Regions from separate parts of the Homo sapiens genome. Here regions 1, 3, 4 and 5 are each linked to region 2. The links are chromatin contacts, found by Hi-C or POLR2A ChIA-PET in ENCODE. All regions are on one chromosome and are shown on one strand. Each heading gives the region's core, a stretch centred on a gene start or an enhancer-like site at or near the end of the contact. The rest is flanking DNA. Distances are from core to core; before and after follow the strand shown. Region 1 holds the start of RAB8B (RAB8B, member RAS oncogene family). Region 2 holds the start of VPS13C-DT (VPS13C divergent transcript). Region 3 overlaps RORA (RAR related orphan receptor A). Region 4 holds the start of LACTB (lactamase beta). Region 5 overlaps RORA (RAR related orphan receptor A).

What was found. A loop is a pair of places that touch in the nucleus more often than their neighbours do. ChIA-PET counts read pairs that join two places held with the same protein, here RNA polymerase II (POLR2A). Pooled maps may share reads with other maps.
Region 1: a loop to region 2 is called in a pooled map, with 8 times the contacts of the local background. The contact joins the promoter of RAB8B here to the promoter of VPS13C-DT in region 2. A Hi-C loop is called at or near these places in 8 of 50 pooled maps. POLR2A ChIA-PET finds 5 or more read pairs at or near these places in 4 of 52 experiments (GM12878, activated CD4-positive, alpha-beta memory T cell, activated CD8-positive, alpha-beta memory T cell and 1 more).
Region 3: a pooled map shows a loop between it and region 2 (2.7-fold over the local background). The contact joins the enhancer-like site here to the promoter of VPS13C-DT in region 2. A Hi-C loop is called at or near these places in 3 of 37 single-sample maps with no recorded cell type and 2 of 50 pooled maps.
Region 4: a loop to region 2 is called in a map of B cell, with 16 times the contacts of the local background. The contact joins the promoter of LACTB here to the promoter of VPS13C-DT in region 2. A Hi-C loop is called at or near these places in 1 of 168 maps with a recorded cell type or tissue (B cell), 2 of 37 single-sample maps with no recorded cell type and 5 of 50 pooled maps. POLR2A ChIA-PET finds 5 or more read pairs at or near these places in 1 of 52 experiments (WTC11).
Region 5: a map with no recorded cell type shows a loop between it and region 2 (4-fold over the local background). The contact joins the enhancer-like site here to the promoter of VPS13C-DT in region 2. A Hi-C loop is called at or near these places in 1 of 37 single-sample maps with no recorded cell type and 1 of 50 pooled maps. POLR2A ChIA-PET finds 5 or more read pairs at or near these places in 2 of 52 experiments (T-cell and activated CD8-positive, alpha-beta T cell).

The regions. Positions count from the first base shown.
Region 1 is chr15:63,188,284-63,191,043 of GRCh38, forward strand. It overlaps RAB8B (RAB8B, member RAS oncogene family), which reads left to right and starts at 1,323. Exons shown (of 8, transcript NM_016530.3): 1 at 1,323-1,465. The coding sequence starts at 1,342. It overlaps LOC101928972 (a long non-coding RNA gene), which reads right to left and starts at 1,148. Exons shown (of 4, transcript XR_932355.4): 1 at 563-1,148. RefSeq lists an enhancer at 748-897 and a silencer at 1,078-1,407.
Region 2 is chr15:62,059,068-62,061,767 of GRCh38, forward strand. It overlaps VPS13C-DT (VPS13C divergent transcript), which reads left to right and starts at 1,436. Exons shown (of 2, transcript NR_135690.1): 1 at 1,436-1,776; 2 at 1,901-2,700. VPS13C (vacuolar protein sorting 13 homolog C) reads right to left here and starts at 1,380. Exons shown (of 85, transcript NM_020821.3): 1 at 1,208-1,380. The coding sequence starts at 1,307. RefSeq lists a silencer at 1,242-1,591 and an enhancer at 1,642-1,691.
Region 3 is chr15:60,550,016-60,552,726 of GRCh38, forward strand. All of the region lies in intron 2 of RORA (RAR related orphan receptor A), which reads right to left. The region is part of intron 3 of RORA-AS1 (RORA antisense RNA 1); the gene reads left to right. Among named protein-coding and RNA genes, the nearest start is that of RORA-AS1, 72 kb to the left of the region's middle. Within about 2 kb of position 1,325, at least 4 of the 41 ENCODE cell types and tissues checked have a DNase peak (open chromatin) inside an H3K27ac peak, as active enhancers do.
Region 4 is chr15:63,120,603-63,123,302 of GRCh38, forward strand. LACTB (lactamase beta) reads left to right here and starts at 1,259. Exons shown (of 6, transcript NM_032857.5): 1 at 1,259-1,626; 2 at 2,034-2,100. The coding sequence starts at 1,270. It overlaps LOC107984798 (a long non-coding RNA gene), which reads right to left and starts at 1,165. Exons shown (of 2, transcript XR_001751584.1): 1 at 138-1,165. RefSeq lists silencers at 1,148-1,727, 1,748-1,817, 1,828-2,017.
Region 5 is chr15:60,648,197-60,650,896 of GRCh38, forward strand. All of the region lies in intron 2 of RORA (RAR related orphan receptor A), which reads right to left. It overlaps LOC105370846 (a long non-coding RNA gene), which reads left to right. Exons shown (of 5, transcript XR_007064663.1): 5 at 1-2,700. Among named protein-coding and RNA genes, the nearest start is that of RORA-AS2, 32 kb to the right of the region's middle. RefSeq lists an enhancer at 1,945-2,446. Within about 2 kb of position 1,260, at least 4 of the 41 ENCODE cell types and tissues checked have a DNase peak (open chromatin) inside an H3K27ac peak, as active enhancers do.

The DNA.
Region 1 (2,760 bases), core at 73-2,572, 1.1 Mb after region 2:
TATTAGAAATTAAAACTTCGAAGGGAGAACAACAGATGAGAGACACAGAGCCCTGGCAGGGTGGACTCCTAGTCCCACACCTTCTTAGCCTTTTGCTTCCACATTACCTGAACCAGTCAACACCCCTTTCACAACAGCTAATCCGGTTGGGTTTCTGCCACTAGCAAATGAAAGGGGACTGAACAATACATCCACAAAACAGAGAATTAGCCTAAGACAATAAATAATAAAGGATTAACTTGAGTATAACAGAATGCTGTTTCCTCCCTATATTCGTCATCAATTAAGTGAGAGCCTACTGAAGAGTAATGAATATTACCATCACTGCTAACAGTGCCTTATGGGTTTCAAAGAACTTTCACATTTAGTATTTAAGTTTCACTGGAACCCTATGAAGTATCTTGTTTCATATCCATTTTACAGATGAGAAAACTGAAATGTCCAGTGCCTGTGTGACTTGTCACAGCGGTTTTGCAGCAGAGCCAAGACTAAATTCAAATCTTACTCTCTAAATTCCCGTGGCCCGCCTCACAGGATGCTTGCAGTTTCATGGGGCACAGACCTGTAGCACAAGACTTCCCAGATTTAAAAATCCATCCTCCTGCGAGGAGAGGGGAGCGATCAGCGTAGCAGATTCTCTAAATACTCATTGTATTTGGCTCTGGTCTGTGTGGCGTGAAGAAGGGGGCACGAGTGAGGTTCGAGTTAGCATGGTAACCATTCTTTCTCAGCTCTGTGACTGAGGGGCTGCGGGAGGGGGTTATAGTGGTGCTGGGCATGGCCTCGGGGAGAAGCTGGATAATGCCCTCTGCAGATAACCCGTAGGCTGCGCCACAGCAGCGCCAAGGAAAGAAAGCATCTCTGCTCCAGGTCTCGGCGGAAGAGATGCGGGAACTACGGGGCTCTGATTCTGAGGTCCTGGATTTGGAAGGCGTCTGCACACAAAGAAATAACAAAGTTAAGTTCCCGCGGCTCGACCAGCAGAGTACGAAACGGGGCCTCCCTTCCCAGCTCGGGTGGAAACGCCTCCACCCTGTCACCCCGCCCATAGCAGGTCTTTTATCCGCTGGAGCCGCCTGGACAGTCCTCGCGGGGCACGCCCGAGGCTCCCCGGAGGAACTACAAGTCCCATGAAGTCCCGGGGCGCGGGCGGTGATGACGAAGCCCTCGCCGATTGGCCGCACGGGGCGGGGCGCGCAGGCCTTCTCCGAGAGGAGGGGCGGGGCGTGGGGCGGGGCGAGCAGCGGCGGATTGGCGGGCACGCCCCCTCGCCCGCGGCCCCCTCCCCGCCTCTCTCCACCGCCTCCTCTGGCTCCCCGGTCAGAGGGCCGGAGCGAGAAGATGGCGAAGACGTACGATTATCTCTTCAAGCTCCTGCTGATCGGCGACTCGGGGGTAGGCAAGACCTGCCTCCTGTTCCGCTTCTCAGAGGACGCCTTCAACACCACCTTCATCTCCACCATCGGTGAGGGAGGGGCCGCGGCCCGGGACCGGGTAGAGAATTGGGGGGCGGGTACTAGGGGACGGGGAAAGGGCGGGGGGCGCTTGGGAGCCCGGGAGAGGAGACCCCGGGGACTGCAAGGTGGCGGGGGCACTGAGAGGGGCGAGGGCGTGAGGGAGAGGGGCGAGGGCGTGAGGGAGAGAGGCGAGCGGGAACGTGAGGCTAAGGGCGAAGGGGGAACTTGGGGGCAAAGGAACGGGAAGGGGAACAGAGGAACAAGGACTAGGGGTATTGGGGGAACGAGAGGGTTCGGAGACTGACAGGGAGGGGTCTTTGAGGGACAAAATGTGTTGGGGGGAAGACTCAGGAAATCTCATGTAGAGAGAAGGGGATAGTGGACGTGCCAATGATTAAAAGACAGGAGAGGAAGGAAATGTGAAGGGGGAAATGAGGGATGGGGGCAATGAGAGGGATGTGAAGTAAAGGGACAGAGGACACAAGGGACAGAGAGGTGAGAACCAGGCAACTGGAAGGGAATTCAGGGGAATGAGCGGTCAGGAGGTGAGGAAGAAGGGGACGGCTGGCCACAGGAGGTCTGGACTGAGATGTCGTAGGAGGGGACAGAAGAAAATTGTAGGTGGAAGAAGAGTTCAAGGGATCAGAGGGCAGAATGAGGATACTTGATGGAGAAAGTAAAGGGATCTGGGTGTGAGACAGAAAGGAAAAGAGGAAGCAACATCATAGTAAAGGGAGGTTGAGCAGAGAAGACAGAGGAGATGGAAAAGAGAGGAAATGGAAAGTAGTGGGGCGCAAGACTTGCTATAGTAACTGATTACCATTTTCTCTTCACTTCCTTTGGATCAAGTGCAGGAGAAAGCAAAATGTGACTAATGATGGAATAATGTCTATAGAGCGTTAATTTGTTCTGTGAGTGTTAATGGATGTTAAGGGAATTGGTGACTTTTGGAAATGATGTGGTCAGGAAAATATGGTTCACCTCTTTACTACCATCTCCTGAGAAGCAAGACTTCTCAGTATTTTAAATCCTTCGGTTTGAATGTTTAACAGCTTCTCAGCCAAGGAAATGAACTTACATTCTACCTGCCTCCCTGTATATTTTGCTTTGGTTCTAATTATTGTTAAGTGAATCACAACATGTGATATACCTCTCAGTTACTTCCAATTGAATCAAGAGTTTTTCTGATCCTGGCTGGGAGCTGTCCTTTCTACTTTTGTACTGGAAGACACTGTGTTCAGGTAATAAGATCTCTTAACTTATCATAAACTGAAGACCAAGTCAAAGCTGGTTTTAAGCTGTT
Region 2 (2,700 bases), core at 186-2,685:
AACACGGGAAATACACTTTAATATTATATTTAATTTAACCCAATATATTCAAATATTATTTCAACACATAAGCAACATAAAAATTATTGAGGTATTATTTTTTTCTCCTACTTCATTAGGAGTAATGCTTATTCAAAACGATGTTTTAATTCATACAGCAAGTCTCAATTAGCACTAACCTCATATCAAGTGCTCCACAGCTACAGTGGCTAGTGGTTACCCTAGTGGACAGGGGAAGTCTATAGCTATTTGTTGTTGCTTGAATTAAAAGCAGATCCATACATTTGAGTCGTTTTTTGAATTTTCCTCCAAAGCTGACAAAGTTCCCAAACCTTTTGTGGAGTGAGAAAGTCCCAAAGTCCTCAAAGCTTAACACGTAATTCATGCAAACGATTAAGCTCGTTGAAGAGTGTATGTTTAAGTACACTATTTCCTGAATACTTTTATACACTTAATCTCCAGGATAAAAACGTTGGCATAAATTCCTGAGCATGCAACCAAGCAGACACCTAATTAATGACGATGCTGGTCGAGGCTTGAATTTCTCTCTATTGCTCCAAAACAAAATTCAAAATCCTCTTCGTATTGACGGAAAAGTAAATATTAAAGGAAGAAATCATTTTCACAGGAGCTGAAAGCATTAAGAGTAAGAATCCCTAAGCACACGCCTATCTTAAAGATCTCCTGCCCGTTCCTCTCCAAACCCGGTAATCCTAAAGAGAAGGAACCCAGTTCTTGCTCCCTGTAAAATGATAGTGAAGATAACTGCGAGATGCAACTTCCTCCTTTTTTCTTAGTGCCACTTCGAGCGTATATGACCAGACAACCATGCTCACTCCACGCGATACCGAAACAGAAAGGGCTCTGTTTTTATGCTGTAGGGCCAAAGGGGCCACCCTGAGTGCAGCGAGAGGACCACAGAAACGGGCAGGGCGGGGACAGCAGGGCCAGGGCTTGGCCTCGGGGGACGAGAAAGGTGGGAACTTTGGCAGCGCGGGCGGGATCCCGCCGCATCTCCCCAGCCGGAGTCGGGACTGGGACCCCGAGAATCCGCGGGCGGCAGAGGCTCCCGCATCTAGCACCTGCCGCACCGGGATGGGGAGTCTCAGGCGGCGCAGGGAGCAGGGCCCGGGCAGAATCCCGGACGGAGCAGCCCTCGGCTGGGCCCTCAGCGCCCGCAGCCCACTGGCCGCGCCCTCTCGCTTACCGCCCCAGATGCCCAGCTTCAGCTGGGACTTGTTCAGGTTCTCCACATAGTCCCCCAGGAAGCGGTTCAGCAAGTCCGCGACCACCGACTCCAGCACCATGGTGGCGCTGAGGCACAAGGAGAGGGAGGAGCCGGAACCGCCCGGCGCAGCTGAGGGCTGCGACCAGCGCTGCAAATGACAGCCCCTCCGGCGCAGGCCCACCCCCGCGCCGCGCGCGTGACCCCGCCGGTGCGCAGGCGCGCTGTCGCCCGGCCGGTAGCTAAGGAGGCCCAGCTGTGATCCCGAGGCTTTGTAGGCGCCGCAGCCCTGGCCCTCTAGAGGCCGACGGAGGAGTGCGGGGGAAGTTAGCTTGCGCCTGTCTCGTCAGCCGTGCACGAGAAAAAAAAGGACCTTCGAGAAGAACAAGGGAGGGCAAGAGTTACCGAGTACAGGGACATCTATGTGGCCGCTCTGCTTTCCCGCCGTCACCTGCTGTTGAACTCCGGCCGCATCGCGGTGTCCGGAGCCGCCTGGCCTGGAGTATGCGCTGAGCGTCACCTAGGCAACCACCCCTGCACCTGTGGATCAGGTGGGGGAAAGGGACCGACCGCGTTCTTGTCCTGCTAGAGTTCGACTCCGCCTGGGGCTTGGTCTCTGCTTCTTGAAAACATTGTTTTTTTATTTTGTTTCTGTTTTGTTTTGTTTTGAGACAGGGTCTCGCTCTGTTGCCAAGGGTAGAATGCAGTGTCGGGATCATAGCTCACTACAGACTTGACATCCTGGACTCAAGAGATCCTCCTGTGTCAGCCTCCCGAGTAGCTGGGACCACTGGCGCGCGACAAATAATTTGAAAGTGGGAGGAGGGGAACAGAACCACATCAAATGGCAGATATCATAGAATGAGAACTGAATATACGCGTTTTGTGGGAAACGCGTTCTTTTCCCCTTTCTCTAAGATTCGCTTTTAATTCACTAGCCACTAACCAGTTACCTATCTCATTACAGATATAAAAAACAAAACGTAGTAGTGCCTTTTTAAGTATGAGTTACTTGTTATTTATATATCACTTTCTTCCATGCTATCGTTGAACTGTCTTTGATGTAGCACGACCTTAAAAGCAGAGCTTTTATACCACAAGATCTTTCAACCCTTGTGAAATTTAACCACCCATTGAGATTCACCTCTTTAGAGAACTAGAAATTTTTTCCTAAAATATATTTCAAAAAGTTGTTGAGATACAGTACACAGGAAGAAACCTAAGAAATGCTGATTATTTGTAGTCACAAGCATTAATAAGTGCTTTGCTACGAGGAAGTGTCTGAGAAACTATTCGTGTATTTTTCTTAAACAACCTAGGCTTGCACAGGATCACAAAGAAAAATCTTAAATTCAAAGTCCGCTGGAGAAGAAAGAAAATCAAAATGGCTACAATTGGTGTTGTGTATTAAATAAAATTAAAAGTACAAAGAAAGACCCAGTCAGTACTAACTAGTACTATCAAGATCACATTCC
Region 3 (2,711 bases), core at 75-2,574, 1.5 Mb before region 2:
GGCGCGGTGGCTCACGCCTGTAATCCCAGCACTTTGAAAGACCGTGGTAGGTGGATCATGAGGTCAGGAGTTCAAGACCAGCCTGGCCAAGATGGTGAAATCCCATCTCTACTAAAAATACAAAAATTAGCCAGGTGTGATGGCACACGCCTATAATCCCAGCTACTCGGGAGGCTGAGGCAGAGAATTTCTTGAACCTGGGGGATGGAGGTTGCAGTGAACCAAGATCGTGCCATTGCACTCCAGCCTGGGCAGCAGAGTGAGACTCCGTCTCAAAAACAAACAAACAAACAAACAAAAAACCAAGAGGCACATTTAAGACTTGAAATTTAGATGGAAATTTTAAAGTTTTAAGTTGTTCATATTCTACCCCAAACACATTCATCTCAAAAAATAATATTTAAAGCCATAGAATTTATAATTTATGCGTCAATAGTTTCTCCTTTAAGTGGTCACCAAAAAGATATCAAACTTTTTTTGCTATAAGAGCATATTTAAAAAATATCAATGAAAGTGTTACCAGTTTTCAATCCTCCTCACTTGGACATTAAAGGGATTAAAGTTATTGTCAGCACACACATGGATCAGCTTTCAATGGAAAAAAATTAATGTTTTTTGATGTTGTTTCTTTTCCTTAAGGCTTAAGGACACTAGGAGAAAGACATAAATAGAAGTATATATTATCATCTAGATGGTGACTCTCCAAGGGGATGATGAGGGAAAAGAAGTAATGCTACCCTAATTCTGAAATAATAAAAGCTCAAGCAATGAATGGCTGAATTCACACCTCAAAATTTCATGGAAGACAGGCATACAAAGATAAGCTTTCAAAATTGAATGAACTCATTACCACAATTAAAGAAAACAAAAAGAAACATTTTGCATAACTGCTGGTTTTGCTGCTCCTTCTGCTAATTTAGTTTGTCTGGAAGAGCCACTGTGTGGACCACCCATGCTTCAATGCACTTAACCAATACCTTTAGAAGAAAACAGGATAGCTACAAAGTCATAAAAAGTGGTATCTTTTTATGTTTCAGATTTCCATAAGGCGATTTCACAGTATTGCAGAGTGAAATCAATTAAGAAATAACTATAGCTATATAGGGAATATGCAACACATTAATATATTTATGGAGACTATATCTAGGCACATTTATTTTCAGCATTTGAAAATTACTGGTGAGAGTGAGTAACGTCCCTTCCCTGTTGTTTTGATAATCTCATGTCTTTTAAGCAAAAGGAAATGTATACTGCAAAATAGCTTTACCACTCTGACCTCAATATGGAGTAAAATGACAGATAACAAGCAGAAGCCGGTCAGTTTCACAAGTAAGTGATTCTGATGCTTTGGCTCATCCTGGTCCCTGCTCGGTTCCCACATCCTCATCTGGCTGACTTAGTTAAAACCTGCCATTTCTAAAGTTTAAGAAATTAAACATAGTTTGGGAGTACAAAGAGCCATCTTTGCTCTGATCTCATTAACAACCTCATAAGAGTTCATTTCCCTCACTAACTGTCCTCAGGAATGAAAGTTAAAAGACCTTGAATAATTTTTCCTACCGCCCCACAATGATACTGTACTACTGTCCTCTTTCCTGGTCTGAAACTCCTCTGGAAAGAGATGCACAGCCTCTAGTAAATCATAGTTTTTGTTTTGTTTAGTGTACTCTAAAGAGCTACATGGAACCTTTTAAATCATTCAATGCCAGGTCCATAAAGACCTCTGTGATTAACAAATCAAACCCCTTTCTTTTCAGTCAAGGCACCTGAGACTGAGAGGTAAAGTGACTGTCCTAAGGTTACCAAGCTTGGGCAAGACCAAGGTGATACTGCCACCATCTGTTCATTCTCCTGCCACCTTTTCAACTGGGGTTTATCCCAACCTCCTCATTTCACAGAGAAAAACAGAACCAGTGTGAACAGAAACAATTCACTTGGGAAGAGTGAGCCGAGGCTCTTTTATCAGTGTAGGTGGTTGAACTTCGGTAGCCACAGGGGACCTGACTTTGAGGACACAAAACACAGGATCCTTCGTGGTTCACAGTGGTGGTGTTAGGGAGAGGCAGTGAGCCTTGCATCATAGGTAGAACACGATGCAGCTGCAGGTGCAGAGAGTTATCAGGGAGAGAAGGGCCCAGAAGACTGGGAAAATGATAGTGGTGTCAAACAGGAAAATTACACTGAAATTACACCATGTCTTTTTACATTTTCCTCAGTCTCCGTCTGAGCCACAAGTGCACTGCAGTCATTTCAGAGATACAGAAGCTTATCTTGCTTTTTGAAAAGTTTTTCTTAATATTTGTCCTAGGGTCCACAGGAAATGAAAAACCCAAGGCATCCCTCGCCCTCTCCCCGCAAGTCACCTGCTATGAATACCTGCATTCATTCTACAAAGCCTTTATCAGTCCCTGGAATGCCACGTATTTATTAGCTGTCTCCACACATTAAGAATAAGATGTATAGAGCAGGAACCTGTCATTCTTCTCCATCCTGTCTTCCCAGTGCCTGCCTCAGTGCCTGACACATAGCAGGTGCTCCAAAGGAATAAATAAATTAGGAAATCCTACCACCTGCTTCTAGCATGTAATATCTACTACCCTGGAGTGGAATGAAAGGGTTATTAAAATACCCAATGACAGCCTCAGGTCTTTCCTTCTAGTGTGGAAACTACAGCAAGAACCAACACAAATTAAAGTGTCTAAAAAAATCAA
Region 4 (2,700 bases), core at 9-2,508, 1.1 Mb after region 2:
AGAAGCTTTACTTATTTAGCCCCACTATTTTCTTGCTAGGTATGGATACCATTATTGCCTTTTCCTCCTATTAAATAATTATTACCTCAATATATTTATTTTGAGGTATGTATATGTTTACTCAGTAAGTTTATTACCTCAATATGTTTGTCCTGATGGCTTGTCAGTTCAAGTCTGTGAGCTCTCTTCTTTATTCCACCTGCAAGAAAAGACAGGGCCATTTTGTATATGGGGCATATTGCCCCAGTGCTGAAGGTATAAAGCCTACAAGCTTTCAAAGATTGTGTGTGTGTGTGTGTGTGTGTGTGTGTGTATGTATGTATCCCAAAATATAAAAATTACAAAACTGATAAATGTTTAAGTAACTTCAAATTAACATATCAATTTCATTACACGTTAAACTAGGATTTTATACACATTTTACATTTTGTAGCAATTTGAGATTAGGTTTCTTATTTCACAAGAATGTCTGATCATTTACAGATGCTGAGAAATCATAGGTAATTGTAAATTATAATAGTTACTTTTGGATTAAAATTTTTCAAGCACGAAATTTTTAAAAAACACTTTATCTTTTATAGCAAAAGAAAGGTAATATAAGGTCTGGATGTAACTTCATGTCTTTGGTACGGTGTGGAGCTAGAATTCCAGAAGCAATAGATTTTAAAACATCTTTAGGGAAATGGGTGAATTGAAATGAGACATAAGGGAGATGGCAAGAGAGTGAAAAGAAGCGCGTTCTAAAGGGGGAAAGGAGAAAGGGAAAGGAAAGGAGAAAGGCATCTCTAAAGGGAAAGGAGATGCCTGCTGAGCGTCTACTGTGTGCCCTGCGCTGTTCCAGAAGTTGAGGATCCAAAACTAAGTCTAGGCTCCCCAAAGAAGTCCCACTCTGGTAAGGAATCTGACAAGTAGTTAAATGATACAAAGTGTTAACTGTTGTTAAAGAAGTGTGCACACTGAGGGGCAAGATGGTAAGGGCGAGAACTCCCATGGGACGGGAACTAGGAAGGCTTCTGGGAGGTGACGCTTGATCTGAGGGTAAGCAAAGGAAAAAAAGGAAAGAGAGACAGAAAGGAAAAACAAGGAAGAGACAAGAAAAGGGAGAGGAAGAAGGGCTCGATGCGATCGGCGCTCGGGTAGTCAGGCGTCGACTGCTAGGGTCTGACCGCGGTCCCCACCCCCGTCCCGCCCCCTGCCCTTCCCTCCGCCCCGCGCCGCGGCTGGCAGGGTGTGCGTGAGTTTGGTGGCGGCCGGCTGTGCAGAGACGCCATGTACCGGCTCATGTCAGCAGTGACTGCCCGGGCTGCCGCCCCCGGGGGCTTGGCCTCAAGCTGCGGACGACGCGGGGTCCATCAGCGCGCCGGGCTGCCGCCTCTCGGCCACGGCTGGGTCGGGGGCCTCGGGCTGGGGCTGGGGCTGGCGCTCGGGGTGAAGCTGGCAGGTGGGCTGAGGGGCGCGGCCCCGGCGCAGTCCCCCGCGGCCCCCGACCCTGAGGCGTCGCCTCTGGCCGAGCCGCCACAGGAGCAGTCCCTCGCCCCGTGGTCTCCGCAGACCCCGGCGCCGCCCTGCTCCAGGTGCTTCGCCAGAGCCATCGAGAGCAGCCGCGACCTGCTGCACAGGATCAAGGTGCGGCCACTGGAGCGGGGGGCGTAGGGGGCCGGGGATCCACCCCTGTCGGCGGTGCTGTCGGGGGCTGAGTGGACCCCACCCGGGGCGGCGGGGTGCCCGCGATCGGCTTCCGAGAAAGACTTCCCATTTCCCCACCGCCGAGCCGTGGTCAGACGCTCTTGGGGGTTCCCCAAATCTGGGTGGAGGTCACCGCCTGTCTCGGGGACCGCCCCTTCCCCCTAGGGGGCGGACAGGCACATCCCTTGCTGTTAGTGAGTGACCATGGCCTGGGACGAGGTGGGCGGGGCCCAGGTGGAGGGGGCGGGGCCCAGGCTCAGGGGGCGGGGCCTTGGAAGGTCCCCGAGGAGAGCGCTGGGCTTTTTCAGCAGGCCCGTAACTGTCGGTTCTTTCCCCTTCGGTCTTAGGATGAGGTGGGCGCACCGGGCATAGTGGTTGGAGTTTCTGTAGATGGAAAAGAAGTCTGGTCAGAAGGTGGGTTCAGAAAATTGTTGTTTTGTTCTGTGCCAGTTGGTAAATAAAATATTGTTTTACTGGTTAGAGTGGATCCCATGAAATGCTATTGCATTTACATAAAACGATGCATATTGTAGAGAAAACATCTAACATAATAAAGAGTCAGGTGTTTTTAAATCACGGTAAGGTTTAAAATGTGACTAATAAATTGGAGTCATGAGGATGGCTACCCACTCCCACTTTTCTCTTAGGACTGGATTTATTAGTCTGAAAGTTTTATACAGTAGTCCCTCCTTATCCTGGGGATATATTCCAAGACCCTCAGTGGATGCCTGAAAAAGTGGATGATATTGAACCCTGTATATACTATATTTTATCTTATATATACATATCTATGATAAAGTTTATAAATCAGGCATAGTAAGAGATTAGCAACAATAATAAAATAGAACAATCACAACAATACTCTGAGTGGCATGCAATTTAAAGCTTACGAATTGTTTATTTCTGGAATTTTCCATTTAATACTTTCGGACCATGGATAACTGAAACTGAGGAAAGCGAAACCACAGATAAGGGGTAACTACTGTGTAGAACAATCCATTAACTGAGTACTTG
Region 5 (2,700 bases), core at 10-2,509, 1.4 Mb before region 2:
ATGAAAAATTGGATATACAATAAACCACATACCTCTTTATGTTTATATATGAACATATTAAAGAAGGTTGGCTTTAGTAGAGTATGATGCATATTCTAATTATATCAATATTGGATGCATTGTTAGTACCATTTCTCAACTTCATTTAAAAATCACTTTCAGAAAATACAAAAAATAATTCTGAAGATTTTAACCTTAGGTGCCCGTAGATCATTTTCTTAGGAAACTGCAGCTTTTAGAAATGCTGGACATACTTTATCCAAAGCGTTATAACTGGTCTTCCACAAGCCTAGGATAAAGTTTTCCACAGAAACACTACTACAGAAAAATGCCACATGCCATGGATTAAACACTGAAACCAGCTAATCACAACACATGAGAGCAAATGTAGCATGTTCAGAGAAGTACAAATATGTTGAAACATGTCTGTCATGAAATCTGATCTTAACAATCCTCTGAAGACTAGCCTTTTTGCAAAGAGAACTTATGACTAATATACCTCACGGAGGGGGTCTCAGTTTCTAATAGAGTTAATTTTATCTGCTTTGATGATGGAAACGAAAGACACCCTGGAAACATCCTCTTAATTCTAAGCACCATCCACTCTTTTTGAGGGGGGAGAGGGAAGCTTTCAGTAATTCCCAGTGTGTCTTATACTGAATATATAGAAGATGGTAAAGCAGGGCCAGGTAATTCCAACACTTAAACTGCTACTTAACCATCCACATATTAAAGGAGTTTACATGGATTGTCAGCTATGAAAGAGGTTTCTCAATCTATATCCCACTCCACAGTCAACTCTCCTCACAGGTGCTCTTGGCTGTGGGGCACTCATAATCTCAGAAGCCGATAAGGCTGCCAAGTTCAAGTTGCCGTGACTCTGAACACAGTATAATATTCCCATTCCAAGCCATAGCCCGTCACTTTTGTGGCTGTTCAGATGAGGGCCCTTCTTGGTACCACTCTGACTCACATACACTGGCTGAAGTCATGTAGCAGGTGAAGGACTTAAGTGTCACTAAGTTGGTTTCCAGTTGCTTCCAGGAAAAAAAAAAAAAATCCCCGGCATATAAGATTCTTGCTCCTGACACCTGGCACTTTCTCCTTGTGTTCATGGCTGCAGACAGAAGATCTGGCCATTACTGTTTTGGCTTCAAGTGCTGCCTCCCACACACATATTGAGGGGCTCTGCAACAAACAGAAACCTAGGGACACTGACATTTTGGAGGCAGGGTGTAGAAAAAAACACTGTATGTGTATCTGAAAACTCTGCCATGCATGTCAGCCCTGACACGCCACTTCCTAGCTCTTCTAACGTCAGAACATTCTGTGTTAGGAGTTGCTAATCAGTCCAATATCATATGTAGTTTAACGGTGTTGAAACACATTTGCCAGAAAGGAGGCCAAAAGGAAGGGCCCCTCTACTGCTATCTTCTGCAAAAGATCTGATCACTTGTGACTGCAGCCCCTCACTTTGCCCCCAGGTGTTTTCTCCCTGTGTTGTTCTTGGGCGTGTTTAATTTGGATTGAGCATCCATGGAGCTGTGTAAACATTGAGGTCCCATGAATATTGCAATATTAAACAGCAGTGGTAATTACCAATAGACCCCTCAAAAAGCAATCGAATAGCAAACTCACCTTAACTTGGCCTTTGTATCTCTGGCAACGGAAAGCTCAAAATGCAGTTCTGTCATTTTTGCACAGTCATTTACCTTGACACCCTCCCTCTGCCGTGGAATCAAATCTCCATGTATAAAAATAAACCTAGAAACTTTCTGTTCACACGTTTTGAGGTATGTGCACCAAATGACACACTTTGGGAGGTAAGCACGAGTCATGGTAACTGACCACATCCTTTATCTTTTCATCCTAAGACTTAGCAGAACTTTATCTTTACAATAAAATGGCCTTTAGAAGTGGGTATCACCAACTTCAGAATGTGAACATCGTTACTGAGAAAAAGCATTTTCCTTTTAAACAGAAACCAACAGCCATGCATTAAAAGGCCTGAGGAAAAAAAAAAAAGTGGAGCTACCACAAAACAAACAAATATTCAGCTTGGTTTCAGGAAGCTTAGAGAGGATCAAACAAGGCTTTCTCTATTGAAGTTGTTCGAGAACATTTATGGTTATTTCAGCTTCAGTTTCTATTTACGCTGCTGGCTTTTATGCCTCGACCTCAGGAGGGCATTCCAACTTCAGGTTAACTCACAAGTAGCTTCAGAAAAGTTGGCCTGAAAATCCCACCCCCAGAGTGGGGGAGGGGAAAGCACGATGGTTCACATTGGTTTCCAAACACCTTTCAAACCACTGCTTTGGCCTTGAGTCGAGGATATCTCAAAAATTGGGGAGAGAAATTCCACGGAGAGAGGGTGAGAAAGGTTTCTCATGGTGTGAACATTCATATAGGGAGACTGTCTCTTCCTGCGGGATGAAACCAGGAGAAGAGAGCACCAATTTGCGGAGCCCTCGTGAAGGTTTCCACTCAGGAGTTTGCAATTTTCTGTTGGTCCCTAGGGAGGAAGATTTAGTACATGGTTGAATTTCCAAGCAAATTAACTTCCAGAATAAAGGAGGAACTATGCCAACCCTTTGCAAACAATATTTTTGTTTTATAAATCTATTTAGTTTTCAATTCTTCGTGCCATTTATCCTCATAACCATGTTTTGGTTGGTATTTTTAATCCCCTTTTGATGGATT